Linked DNA regions of Homo sapiens: regions 2 and 3 are each linked to region 1. Evidence: chromatin loops called from intact Hi-C (ENCODE). Cell type or tissue: PC-9. All regions are shown on one strand.

Region 1 (2,500 bases):
CTTATCAAATGCCTTCAGCTCAAAATCATTTTTATGCCACAGTGGCATATTCTAGAGGAACCTGGGCCAAGGAAGACCACCCTTGGCCTTACTCCTGGAGTCATTCCGGCTCTGGCCTAGCCTTGGGGGTGGAACTCTGCCCTGGTGTGGACAAGAATGGACCCTCTCAGGCCCCAGCATATTCTCAGAGGTCCAGTCACACCGACCTGGAAGTGTCAGAGATGTACTTAATTCTAGGTTTGCACTGAGGCCAGGTAGAAACCGCAGTACCTGGAGCATTTCTTTGTGTTTTGGGGTTTTAATAGACTTGGCCAGGAACCAAGTCCAAGCCCTTTCAACATCACAGAATGTTTTTTAATCTTCCCTAGTCCACCGGAGTGGAAAACTCACATAGTTCTCATCATTCACAAACACTTAAAGGGTGTTTACTAGGTACTAGATGGTATATGCTACTATTATCAGCCTCATTTTGTAAGTGGAGGAGACAAAGAAAGGTTAAGAGGGTTTTCCAAGTTCACATGGATGGTAAGCAGCACAGTCAATATTTGTTGACTGTGAGGCCGAGGCAGGTGGATCGTTCGAGGTCAGGAGTTTGAGACCAGCCTGGCCAACATGGTAAAACCCCGCCTCTACTAAAAGTACAAAAATAAGCTGGGTGGTGGTGGCGCATGTCTGTAATCTCAGCTACTCAGAAGGCTGAGGCAAGAGAATCGCTTGAGTCTGGGAGGTGGAGGTTGCAGTGAGCTGAGATGCACCACTGCACTCCAGCCTGGGCAACAGAGTGAGACCCTGACTCCCAAAAAAAAAAAAATTGACAAATTAGCAACCGGGCACAGTGGCTCAGGCCTGTAATCCCAGAGCTTTGGGAAGCCAAAGCAGGAGGATCACTTGAGGTCAGGAGTACCAGCCTGGACAACACAGTGAGACCTCATCTCTAAAACAAAACAAAAAAATTTAAAAATAAGAAAATTAGCAGGGTGTAGTGGTGGGCGCCTGTAGTTGCAGCTACTACGGAGGCTGAGGCAGGAGGCTCCCTTGAGCCTAGGAGTTCAAGATTGCAGTGAGCTATGATTGCACCACTGCACTGCAGCTTGAATGACACAGCAAGACCCTATCTCTAAAACAAATTTAAAAATTGTTTAAAAAAAAACTTTTTAAATTGACAGATTAGAATCTGATCAGTTTCTTTCCAGAGCTACTTGAACATCTCAGGAGATTCTGCTAAGGATGGAAAAGGAAGGAGTTTTAATTTCAAAGTTTCATTCCATGTCTTGTCAAACCAAGTCTAGATTTGCCATTTAGAACTGCATTCTCTGATCCTGTGTTTTAAGAGAGGTTTCTCCATGTAGATGAAACCAGGAGCTGCATCCTTCCTCGGATTGGTAGGTGTTCCATGGGCTTTATCTGTGCGGCGTAATGACAGCACACAAACGCCAGGGGGCAATGCAGTTTCACCGAAGAATCCTAGGAAACTCGGGTCTGGCTTTGACTAAGAACATTGGCAGGATCCTGGGGCAAAGGTGGAAATCCTTACTAAAAAGAGTTCCGCCAAGGAAAAAATATGTTTAAAAATCCTTTCTTTGAAAGCTTCCTGCATTGTCATCAAAATTGCCCTTCAGTATTTGTGCACAGCTGGAAGTTTTGTGATATTATTTGCAAAAGATTTACTTTTCGTTTTTTCTCAATGCGGCTGCCTAGTCTTTCCTGGAAGGTTTCCTGGGTCTTTCTGCGTAGGAAGGATTATTCTAACCAGCTCTCGGGTAGCCTGGATCACATTGTTAGGACTCTGTTGCGTCCTCTGCCTGACCGCGGGGCTCTCTTCCCCCGGTGCCCATTCAGCGCTTCCAGCTGCCTCTGCGGTTGGAGCCGGGCTCCCTTTAAGGTAATTCCAGTCTGGGCCTGTGTTTTGTTTCCAGCTCGGCAGCCGCCAGGTGTCTGCCCTCCCTTAACCTCCAAGGATGAGAGATCAAAGGTGCCCCTACATCTGCCTCCTGCCCAGCTCTTTAATCTGTTACATGTTCAAAAGGGACAAATGCAGTATTGTGCACTCAGGGAGGGAGGACAAATCAGAGAAGTGGAAATGGGCAGAGCCTCAGAATGTGTTAACTTACATAAATGATACGGAATATGCCTGTCGACATATTAGCCCTGCCACTGTAGAGGTGTTTTCTTCTTAAAAGAGCAAGAATATTATGCAGAAATGGAAATCCTCTTTTCTCCCTTTGGAAGCCTACTAAACCCATTTAATGAAATATCGTACACAGACCCATTTGGAGGTCACTATTAGAAATATAACGAGGTAAAACAAAATATTTTTTAAATTTATGAAATGGAAATTACAAGGGCACTTGTAGAGACCTGAGCTTATTTTATATGTGGCAAAAATGATAAACTAATCTTTAAGCAGAGCAGATATATTTTAAGAAAGACTATTCCCAGCGGAGCATGTATTTTCCATATCCGTAGAGCTAAGTAGGGGAATGCATTTTAAAACAGTAGG
Region 2 (2,500 bases), 730 kb after region 1:
AAGTATGACTTGAATATACTGAGCCATAGGCACACATAATTAAACACTTGTAAATGAATTACTGAAAAGTATATTTTGTTTTTTATTTGGAATAGAAAGATGGGATTGATATAAAGCTATTTAAATTTTTTACAGGTATTTTGGGAAAGTTCTTAAAACTCCTTTCTAGCTCTGTCCTAAATTTATCTCAACATATCTACTTCATTTGAAGTAATAGTTGGATTTTTTTAAGGTGAAAAAACTGAAACGGCTTTATTTTAACAGTAGGAAAGTTCAAATATAAGCTGTCATAGAATTACCACTTTTCCCCCCACATTTCCCAGGCCTTAATCATTTATTTATATTGGTATTCCTTCGGTATATGTCTTAGTTTCTCTTTTAAAAAGTGAGGAGAGTAACTAAGGTGATGATACCTTACTCCACTCTACTGTAATTTAACTGTTCACAGTCACTGTCCATGCACTAAGTAAGCTTCTTACCTCATTAACTATTTCTTGAAACATTTCATAAATATTTAAAGATAGTGAGTGAGACTCTTGTAATCCATGTAAGCATTAGTCATGTCATGATCCTTAGCATCTTCATTACCAAATTTACAGTATTTGTAATTATCACTAAACTTTAATATAAATCACACACTTTTGTATTTGGTGGCATCCTGAGTCAGACGGCATCCCCATGTGTGTAGATGTTGTTGTTACTGGTTGGGGTAACACTAGCTGCTGTAGAGGTGGAACTCCTGATCTCGTTGGCCTACCACGATGGAATTTTGTTTCTTGCCCCTGTGAAGAATGCTCTGTGTTGGTGTTTAGGGGGAGGCCTTGCCCACAGGGATTCAGGAACACAGGCTCCTTTCACCTTGAGGCTCTCCCATCCCCATAGGGTCTCAGAGTCCAGAGTTTACTGGCAGCAGAGAAAGGAATGAGCATCGCATAGGAGAGGGCCCCTGGGGAGGGGCACCATGTATGCCTTCCGTCCATATTCACGGCTCAGTCATGTGCTCACGTGGCCCCACCTGACTGCAAGGGGGCCTCGCCGTGTGCCCCGGAGAAAGAGGAGACAGGTGTGGTGAACACAGAAGGGTTGGCCTTGCCCCTCACTCCCAGTATAACAACAGTTCTGCTGACTTTGTGTTTCCAGTGAGAACATTCTGTCAGTCCAGTTAATCTCAATTTTGTGGGTATGAGTGTGCATGGCTATTAAGAGGAAAAAATATCCAAAAACCTGAATTTTTTTGTTGATTCAAATGGGAAACAGGTTTTGAAACTGTTACCTAGTTAAAACATAATCTGTAGTCTGCTGCCACCTACTGCTCAAAGATGAGATTTGTTTGAAAGAGCCAGTAAACCTCTGGGTCACTGTTTTTTTAATTCACATAAAAATACTGGCTTTTTGAATAAAATAAGTGAATTTGAAAATTCTCAATATCTCAAATGTGACATTAAATACCTATTCAAAGGGTATAGAGTAGTAAGCATTGGGGACTGTGAGACTTAAGGTGCTGTGCCATTCATGATTATTCTTTCTCAAATTTACACTTCATTGCATAAGGTTTCCCTTGATCACCTTCTGAAACCTGGCTTCTGTGCCTTATCTTGAAAAATGAAAATATTCAGTAACCTCATCTTTAGCTCCTGGAATAACAGTTACATCCAGTTTATTTCTGAATACATTTCTTTTTCTAGGTGGGTCTTGCCTCTAGAGAATTTGCTCGTTTAATTTCTCCTTCCTTCTTTGTGAGGTAATAGGCGAACTTAGAAAAGATTTGGTTTTAAAGAATATAGCCTTGGACTACAGTAATTTTCTACAGGATGTATAAAGTGCCACAGCTTTTTCTAGGACGTTAGGATCAAAGGTTTCCAAACAGCAGATTTTCTTAATTACCCTGTCATTTTCATCATGGAAATGTAAATAAATACTTATAACTATTTTACTCCTTTAATTAAAAATCAGAAAGGCCACAGTTGAAATGTTTGCATTATTGTGAATGACCGTGGTGATTTTGTGACGTATTTACTATATTCACAGTTAATTTCTCACTGGTACTATATTAGGTTATCTTTCATGTCATTTATGATATGATTCTAAACCCTATCTAAGAAAAGTTATGCCTGATTGTAGGTCCATCCGTTCTTTTTAGCGGATGTGTTATTTGGTTTGAGCCCCCAGAGAACCATGCAGTAAACTAGGAATTCAAGGAGTTGTAATAAAGCACATCTTTTCCCCATCCCCTGTCCACAGTGAATCGGAGCCCGGTTCCAGGCAGTGGCCCGAGTCTGACACACTCTCTGGCTCCCAGTCCCCACAGTCCGTGGGAAGCGCAGCTGCAGATAGCGGCACCGAGTGCCTCTCAGATTCTGCCATGGACTTGCCTGACGTTACCCTCTCCCTTTGCGGGGGCCTCAGTGAAAATGGAGAAATTTCAAAAGGTACGTTGGGTGTTTGTGCCCCATCTTCATTTCAGAGAGCAATCTGGTCATCACTTGGTTAAAACTTACCG
Region 3 (2,500 bases), 260 kb after region 1:
TACTAAAAATACAGAAAAAAAACAAAATTAGCTGGGCATGGTGGCGGACACCTGTAATCCCAGCTACTCAGGAGGCTGACACATGAGAGTTGCTTGAACCTAGGAGGTGGAGGTTGCAGGGAGCCGAGATCGTGCCACTGCACTCCAGCCTGGGCAACAGAGTGAGCCTCTGTCTCAAAAAAAAAAAAAAAAAAAAAATGAGCTACTCTGATTCAAGTGAGGTAAGATCCAGGGTCCGGACCAATCCCTGGGACATTTCAATGAAAGTATCTTTGTAGCACACCAAAGCGCCACCGGAAATGATCTGAAAGCTATTACCTTACATGTCACTCCACTCCCAAACCACTTCAACCTCCCCCATTTCCACCCATAATTACTTGGTGTTGAAAGCAGAGAGTCTGACATCAGCTTTTGGGTACAGAGTAAATCACAAACAGGACAGTATGGTAGGAGGAAACATACCAGCTAAATGTAAAGACATAGACATGGTTTAACTGATCTTCTTACAACATACTAACTACTATTACTGTTTGAACAAGTGCTTTGGGGCCAATGATTGTTGAAATATTATGACTTTCCATGTTGTGAACATTCAGCCTCCTGGTCAGAACTGAGAGGCTAATGAGGAGGATTCTCCAGGTGAAAACATCCATTACCCATTAAGGCTGTGTGTTGGACATCTGAACGAGAGAGCAGGGTGGTCGAGAGGAAATTCTACAAGAGGTGACAGCAGCAAGCCTGCCAACAGACTGCTCTGAGCGGTTCCCATTCACCCGGTACAGCTGTCTAAAGGATTATGCCAATGAGGAGAGGGCCTTTTGTCAGAGACCCTGTCCCATCCGACCATTTGTAAAGCTGCCTCATGAGACAGGGCTGGCGGAGGCTCTGCAAACATTCTGGTGACCCCCTCCTGGACAAAGCAGACCTTCACAAAGAGACTCTCAGAGCGGGAGGACTCTGTCCCACCTTGTGTATAGCCCCTCTGAAAGCATAATTTTTCAATGGTTCATTATAAGCATATATGCCCTAGGTTAAAAAAAAATTAAATAGTACAGAAGGATTTATAATGAAAATCAATAGCTCTCCTCTCACAGTCCCCATCCCAAAGGGAAAATTCTTTTTAACTAGTTGAATCGTCTCTGTTTTTATTCTTATGGTGATTGCCTCATATCCTTAAACAATATGCTAACGCAGGTATTATTTTGCTTTGGTTTTGGTTTTTGTGAGACAGGGTCTTGCTCTATCACCCAGGCTGGAGTGAAGTGGCACCATCTTGGCTCACTGCAGCCTCGGCCTCCCTGGCTCAAACAATCTTCCCACCTCAGCCTCCTGAGTAGCTGGGACTACAGCTGCATGCCTCCATGCCCGGCTAATTTTTGTATTTTTTTGTAGAGATCAGGTTTCATCATGTTGCCCAGGCTGGTCTCAAACTCCTGAGCTCGAGTGATCCACCTGCTTTGGCCTCCCAGAATGCTGGGATTACAGGCATGAGTCACCGTGCCTGGCAGTTGTTTCTTGATACAGTATTTTATAGCTTTGTTTGTTTTGTTTTGTTTTTAGAGACAGGATCTTATTCTGTCACGCAGGCTAGAGTGCACAATCAGAGCTCACTGTGACTTTGAGATTCTTGAGCTCAATCCATCTTCCCACCTAAGCCTGATGAGAGGTTACAAGCGTCCATCATCACGCCTGGTTAATTTAAAAAATAATAATAATTTTTTTGGCTGGGCCCGGTGGCTCACGCCTGTAATCCCAGCACTTTGGGAGGCTGAGGTGGGCGGATAACCTGAGGTCAGGAGTTCGAGACCAACTTGGCCAACATGGTGAAACCCCATCTCTACTGAAAAAAATACAAAAAAATTAGCCAGGCCTGGTGACGCATGCCTGTAATCCCAGCTACCTGGGAGGCTGAGGCAGTAGAATTGCTTGAACCCGGGAGGGGGAGGTTGCCGTGAGCTGATACTGTGCCACTACACTCCAGCCTGGGCGACAGAGTAAGACTCCATCTCAAAATAATTAATTCATTAATTTTTTTTTTGGTAGAAATGGTGGTCTCATTATGTTGCCTCCAGGCCTCAAACCTCCCACAGCCTTGGGATTAGAGGCATGCACCACCTTGTTTGGCCTTAATATAGTATTTTCGGGAACTATCTATTGACTTTCTTTTTATGCAAAATGAAGATTTAATGCACATTTACCCAGCCCCTTCTAATAATAGAATTATGTTCTTATTTTGAATTCCTCTTTCCTTGCATTTATGATTTTAAATTAGCACCTTCATTTCTCATGATGTCGCCTATTGACTTTATCTCTTCCCATTTTCTTACATCTCTTCTCTTTTTAAGTTTCTTTTTTCTTTTCTTTTATTTATTTATTTTGAGACAGGGTCTCACTTTGTTTCAAACAAAACAAACAAAACAAAAAACAGGTTGCTGGGATCCATTCACAGACATTCCAATTCAGTAGGTCTGGGGCAAGACCCAAGAATGTACATTTCCAA

What was found. Hi-C counts contacts between places; a loop is a spot of excess contacts. Peaks named below come from ENCODE experiments on the same cell type or tissue, not always from the same donor. Only the 100,000 strongest peaks of a DNase experiment are listed, where the experiment ranks them.
Region 2: it touches region 1 in a loop (18-fold over the local background); 11 of 110 quality-filtered maps call a loop at or near these places.
Region 3: a loop joins it to region 1, with 7 times the contacts of the local background. A loop is called at or near these places in 3 of 110 quality-filtered maps.

What each region holds. Positions count from the first base shown.
Region 1 is chr18:3,665,393-3,667,892 of GRCh38, reverse strand. The region is part of intron 7 of DLGAP1 (DLG associated protein 1); the gene reads left to right. Among named protein-coding and RNA genes, the nearest start is that of DLGAP1-AS6, 14 kb to the right of the region's middle. RefSeq lists a silencer at 1,830-2,124. In PC-9, CTCF peaks have their summits at 1,225 and 1,432 (motif pointing right); DNase peaks (open chromatin) are centred at 1,492 and 1,812; H3K4me3 peaks cover 1,306 bases; H3K27ac peaks cover 1,415 bases.
Region 2 is chr18:2,931,185-2,933,684 of GRCh38, reverse strand. LPIN2 (lipin 2) reads left to right here. Exons shown (of 20, transcript NM_001375808.2): 9 at 2,242-2,429. Among named protein-coding and RNA genes, the nearest start is that of LPIN2-AS2, 35 kb to the left of the region's middle. In PC-9, CTCF peaks have their summits at 1,129 and 1,329 (motif pointing left); a DNase peak (open chromatin) is centred at 1,294.
Region 3 is chr18:3,408,327-3,410,826 of GRCh38, reverse strand. No RefSeq gene overlaps it. Among named protein-coding and RNA genes, the nearest start is that of TGIF1, 41 kb to the left of the region's middle. In PC-9, no CTCF peak of the experiment used is centred here; a DNase peak (open chromatin) is centred at 1,516; H3K27ac peaks cover 2,500 bases.